2 separate regions of the Homo sapiens genome follow, and region 1 is linked to region 2. Evidence: chromatin contacts called from ENCODE Hi-C data. All regions are on one chromosome and are shown on one strand. The core of a region is the stretch at or near the end of the contact, and the rest is flanking DNA. Distances in the headings are between cores, read along the strand shown. Region 1 overlaps APBB2 (amyloid beta precursor protein binding family B member 2). Region 2 overlaps N4BP2 (NEDD4 binding protein 2).

Evidence for each region. A loop is a pair of places that touch in the nucleus more often than their neighbours do. Pooled maps may share reads with other maps.
Region 1: a loop to region 2 is called in a map of CD8-positive, alpha-beta T cell, with 6 times the contacts of the local background. The contact joins two enhancer-like sites. A Hi-C loop is called at or near these places in 1 of 168 maps with a recorded cell type or tissue (CD8-positive, alpha-beta T cell), 2 of 37 single-sample maps with no recorded cell type and 11 of 50 pooled maps.

The regions. Positions count from the first base shown.
Region 1 is chr4:40,839,622-40,842,468 of GRCh38, forward strand. The region is part of intron 12 of APBB2 (amyloid beta precursor protein binding family B member 2); the gene reads right to left. Among named protein-coding and RNA genes, the nearest start is that of NSUN7, 91 kb to the left of the region's middle. RefSeq lists enhancers at 968-1,057, 1,078-1,177, 1,329-1,830. Within about 2 kb of position 1,515, at least 7 of the 41 ENCODE cell types and tissues checked have a DNase peak (open chromatin) inside an H3K27ac peak, as active enhancers do.
Region 2 is chr4:40,151,463-40,154,174 of GRCh38, forward strand. N4BP2 (NEDD4 binding protein 2) reads left to right here. Exons shown (of 18, transcript NM_018177.6): 17 at 1,318-1,441. Among named protein-coding and RNA genes, the nearest start is that of RHOH, 44 kb to the right of the region's middle. Within about 2 kb of position 1,374, at least 4 of the 41 ENCODE cell types and tissues checked have a DNase peak (open chromatin) inside an H3K27ac peak, as active enhancers do.

The sequences.
Region 1 (2,847 bases), core at 265-2,764, 690 kb after region 2:
CCTACTTTGAAATACTGTCTCCTTATCCATGAGGGATTTTTCTTTTTTCTTTTTTTTTTTTGAGGTGGAGTCTCGCTCTGTTGCCCAGGCTGGAGTGCAGTGGTGCCATCTCGGCTCACTGCAACCTCTGCCTCCCAGGTTCAAGAAATTCTCCTGCCTCAGCCTCCCGAGTAGCTGGGATTACAAGCGTGTGACACCATGCCTGGCTAATTTTTATATTTTTAGTAGAGACGGGGCTTCGCCATGTTGGCCAGGGTGGTCTCGAATTCCTGACCTCAGGTGATCCGCCCACCTCGGACTCCCAAAGTGCTGGGATTACAGGCATGAGCCATTGCGCCTGGCCCCACGAGGGGTGTTTTTTAATAAATATTTGCACTCATATGAATTATACTAAGACTTGCTAAAATGTACCCAGTGACCCTTCCCTCCCAGCTTATCTTTCTATTGATGCTATTGCAAAGGGCAGGTCCCATCTGCAAATAAGGATAAGACAGCAGCAAACGGATTGGATCCAAACATCGCACTTCTGGCACTTTAGGACAAAGGGCTTTCTCTCCTCTTTGTTTCACCTGTGCAGGGCCTAGCATGAGATCCAAAATAGAATTCAAAAGGTAAGCCCACATGAGAACACGGTGTAATTATAGGGTTCCTGGGCTATACAAAAATGTGGGTTGTTGACAGTCTGTACAAGGTCTGGAGGAAGAATGAGTCCTGTTTTCAAGACTGGATGCTTTTATTTTCTGACTGCACTTTGAAAAAATCTTGTTTTGAGAGTGGGAGGAATCAGGAAGCGAAAGTACGTAAGAAACTTCATCTTTCCAGATGGCCAATCCAGAATGACCCCCCGCAAAACACACACATGTAAGACTCTGGTTTTCTGTTCTTTTTAACCCAATGTCACATGTATCACATGCAGGCATCACTAATTTCACAAAGTTCAGGCTCTCGCTTGGTAAGCTTAACTTACTTTCTCCTTCTTTGCAAGCTTAAAAAGATGCTAAGTTTTTTAGCCTCCGAAAGGAGTATCCCAGGTACTCGTCACCTGGGTAAACACACAGGCTTAGCAGGGAATTCTTCACCAGGCACGCTCATGAGACACAGTGTGTAAATAGCAGATCTGAAATTCTACCACCTGCAATTATCGAGGTGGCTTGGGCAAACTAGAATCTGTAGCCCTCTCTAGAACAGGGTCCTGGTGTTAATATTCAGAGCAACTGCCTCCCAGCGAGGACACTCACATAAACAAGGAGGATAGGAACTAGCGAACACCTGAAAATGTCCTCCCCATTGACTCTGATGGGACTGGCTGTTATTTTACATGAAGGAGCTCACATCCACATGCACAGCCCTCATCCTCCAGAACTTTCCACCACCTGCCCCCGCCAGGGTCTCCTCAAAGTGATTTAAAAAGTCAGTGAAACCTGCAAATTCTCCTAATCACACTCTCTGGAAGACCAGCCCTGCAGGTGTCACCGCCCACTCTATGCTGTCTCTCCCTCTTAACCACTGGACTATGACAGCAGCACATCACAGGGGAAAACAGCCACCAGCAGAGGGCAGTCACAACACCAGTGTGGCAGGAAATACCAGCTGAGGACTCATCACTTCCAGCTCCCAACCAGGCAGGGAGGTTACATGACACCAACTCCGACACAAAGAGGAGATCTGCCTTCGTGTCTCTCCGCTTTGCCCAGCAGGAACCACCATCATTCATTCAAGGAGAATTATCTCCAAATTCCCTTATTCCATCAAAAGTGGAGTTTTTATTAAGTGGTAGAGCTATGGAATCATGGAGCTTAAAGTCCCCAATCAATCAAACGGGCAGGCGGACATGCAGAGCATTGGAAAAACACAACTGAGGTCAAAATCTCTTGTTTCATAGGTATGTCTTTTCTGTGGTTCTATCCTTCTTGTGGTGGAGAGGGAGGACCATATATTTTGGCTAATAATTGACACTGAAACTGAATCAGTGCTTCTGGCTAGGCTAGTAGCCTAGTGCCAACCCTTACCAATCAAATTCTAGAGAATATGTAATATAAGCACTAATATTATTTATTTATTTATTTATTTATTTAGAGACAGAGTATCCCTCTGTCACCCTGGCTGGAATGCAGTGGTGCCATCTTGGCTCACCGCAACCACTGCCTCCCAGGTTCAAGTGGTTCTCCTGCCTAGGCCTCCCAAGTAGCTGTGATTACAGGTGCCCACCACCACGCCTAGCTAATTTTTTGTATTCTTAGTAGAAATGAGATTTTGCCATGTTGGCCAGGCTGGTCTTGAACTCCTGACCTCGAGTGATCCACCTACCTCGGCCTCCCAAAGTGTTAGGATTACAGGCGTGAGCCACCACGCCCGGCCATGATATTAATTTTTCCAGAAGCATGAAAAGCCTCCTTCTACAACATGGCACATAACCTATTTCCATCACATTCACTCCCTGCCACACTGATGAGATTTTTCTCAGTCGTTAGTGAGTGACCACATTGGTGTTAGACTTAATCACTCAGCCCATCACCTTCCACAACCAGGGTCAAACACAGTAGAGAATGAGGAACGCAGATGCAATTCCAGACTCTGTTTTAAATGCTGGTGATAAGAGGCGAAACAAAACAAAACAAAACAAAAGTTCTGCCTTTCAAAGACAAGGATGGTTGTGAGGATGGCAATGCGACATGAAGAAAGCAAGTGAGCTTTGCCAGACACGTTAAGACACCACGAAGGGGGGAGAAGTGAAAATCGGCCGGTTACCTCTCTCTGAATCCGGGAAGGCGTGAGGGAACAGAGCAGAAACAACACGTTAGCATTCACACGGCATCCCGCCAATAACACAGCCCCGTTAACAGCGAG
Region 2 (2,712 bases), core at 124-2,623:
GGTTTTGCCGTGTTGCCCAGGCTGGTCTTGAACTCCTGAGCTCAAGTGGTCCACCTTCCTTAGCCTCCCAAAGTGCTGAGATTACAGGCATGAGCCACTGTCCCTGGCCAATGTAAAACTTTTATGCGTAATATAACATATGTAAAGAACAGTGCCCAAAATTATAGGTATATAGTGCAAAAACTTTGTAAAAAGTTCGTAAAAAGGTTTTACACTATATACCTAGAATTTTGTGCACTGTGAATACCTTTGTGAAGCTAGCACTCAGTTGAATTTTGAGCAACATATTGCTTGAAGTAATGGATGTGGATTAGAGATGGAGATCATAGACAAGGAATTAGAAATGCAAGAGCAACATATTCTTTTAAAATTCCAGGCTGAATATCATCTTGGAGATATGATACTTGAAAAACCATTTGTTTGTATTCTATTAGGAGTATTAGGACAATTTAATAAGCAGACCGTGGAATGTTTATATTTTGTGTGTTTTAAATTTATTAATTCATCTCATTAATAGTTTTTTTGTTGTTTTTGTTATTCTGCTACAGCTTTTATTAGTTTTCAGGATTTATATCCTTGATTTTCACAAGGTCATTTCCAAAATGGAACTTCAGTATTTTAGGAGGCTCAGACTCCTTTGATGTTTTAAGAACTATCTATCAGGAAAAGTTTGTTAACAATTGATTATCTTTAATAGTAAGACTGCAATCCAGCTGTGACTAGTGGATTTGCTAATAGCTATTACTGGAAGATAATCTATAAACTAGTTGCTATCATTATCCCTTTTTCCTGATGAGAAAATAGGCACAAAAGAAGCTAAGTAACTTGTCCATGGTCACACAGTCATTTAGTGGCAGAGCTATGATTCAGAACAAAGCTTGATGGCTTTAGAATATTTAATTAACAGGGTTGTTGTGAAGATTCTTAGTTAATAAATATAAGCCACTTAAAGCAGTACTTGACTCCTTTTGTATAGTAATTGTTAGGTATCATTAATGGTATTATTGCCATTATCATTATTTCAGGGAGAACTTCTGGTAGTGCACAGAAATCTCTTCCCCCATAAAGGAAGAAGTCCCACCAAATCTTTTGATGGATAGATTACAATGAGGCTATGTGTTTTAAAACATACATCTTAAAACATTAATTTGGGGGCTTTTTGAGATAGCAAATCTGTCTTACTATTACAGTTTTGAGATGGCAAACCCCAAAATCCTCATGAAAACAATTTCATGTGCTTGAGTAGCTAAGGTTTACGTTTTCTATTGAGAATGTAAGATAAATGAATTTTAACTCCCCTGATTTCTGTTGTAACAGAATTTAAGCAGAACGGTGGGAAGCCCTATTTGTCTGTGATTACGGGGAGAGGAAACCACAGCCAGGGAGGAGTTGCTCGCATCAAACCAGCTGTCATTAAGTACCTCATAAGCCATAGCTTCAGGTGAGTGTAGATTTCTGTTATTAATAATGGCAACTGCCCATATAGATCTTTATCAGATATTTCTGTGAGTATAGATTTCTGTTATTGATAATAGCAATAGCCCTAATATAGCTAGGTAAATAAACACTAATAGCGTACTCAGAACAATCTGTTAAAATAGTTAACTAAATTTAATCATCTGATTTCAGCCACAGATTCATGCTTAAATTATGATATAACTTTCCCTGCTGGATTTATGTTGTCTGGTAAACCAGAAATAAGGAAAAATGTGTTTGTTGCCAATAATCATCTGATAAAACTTTCTATCATAAATTTAAAGTTCTAAAAGAAAGTAAATATATTTGTTTCTTTGATAATATGCAAAATAATTAGGTAATATGTATCATACTTTAAGATTTGCTATTATTCTTTTGAAAGGAAATCAGTATTTGTGGATTTTGGATGGAATTGGGTGGCTTCTATTGAAATATAGTTATAATTTAGGTACGTTTAAACTTTAGCAGAAATGTTCAGTTAATATGAATTTATTTGTGTTTTCATAAGTTAAATGCCATTAATGACCTGTGTTGACAAACATGAAATGTTCTTTTTCATTAAGTGATAATTATTTAATAACAGAAAATGACAAGAAAGTCAAAGATGAAATATCTGTTGATGGATAGATTTCCTGCAGATGTGTATCATTAACTCCTACCCACCAATTTCAGTGTAGCATATTTATTTTATGCCATGTAATAAGATGTTATTTGGCTACATTATCGAAAATGATAGCATAAGTTATGAGCATAAAACAGGTGACATCAGGGTTATTTTTATAAAAGGAGTAGTTAGACCAGAACATTATGTTGAGATTAATTATCTATTTTAGAGACTAGTCTTCCTTTAAATTCTCTCCGGATAGAGTTGAAAGCATTGCATGGCCAGATTAATCAGACTTACCTGATATATCAGAGATTTCTTCTTGGTGCTTTCATGATGCACCAAGGACTTTATTCTTCCTACAGCATACTCTTTTTCATAAAGGTAAAATTCAGGCCTCACAGGTTTTGACAAATCTTAAGTTATACTAAGTCAAGAGCAACCTCCAGCTTTAAGATTGTATTTGTTTTGACCGTAGATAAAAGGAACACAAACCTAGATGTTGGTCTTGGATATTGACTTAATAAGGGTCAATACTTTGGTAGTAAATATTATATTAAGCGTAGGTACTTGGAATTGATTACAAGGTATATTCCTTAGCTAATTTGAAATTTTCATCTTTAAAATAACTC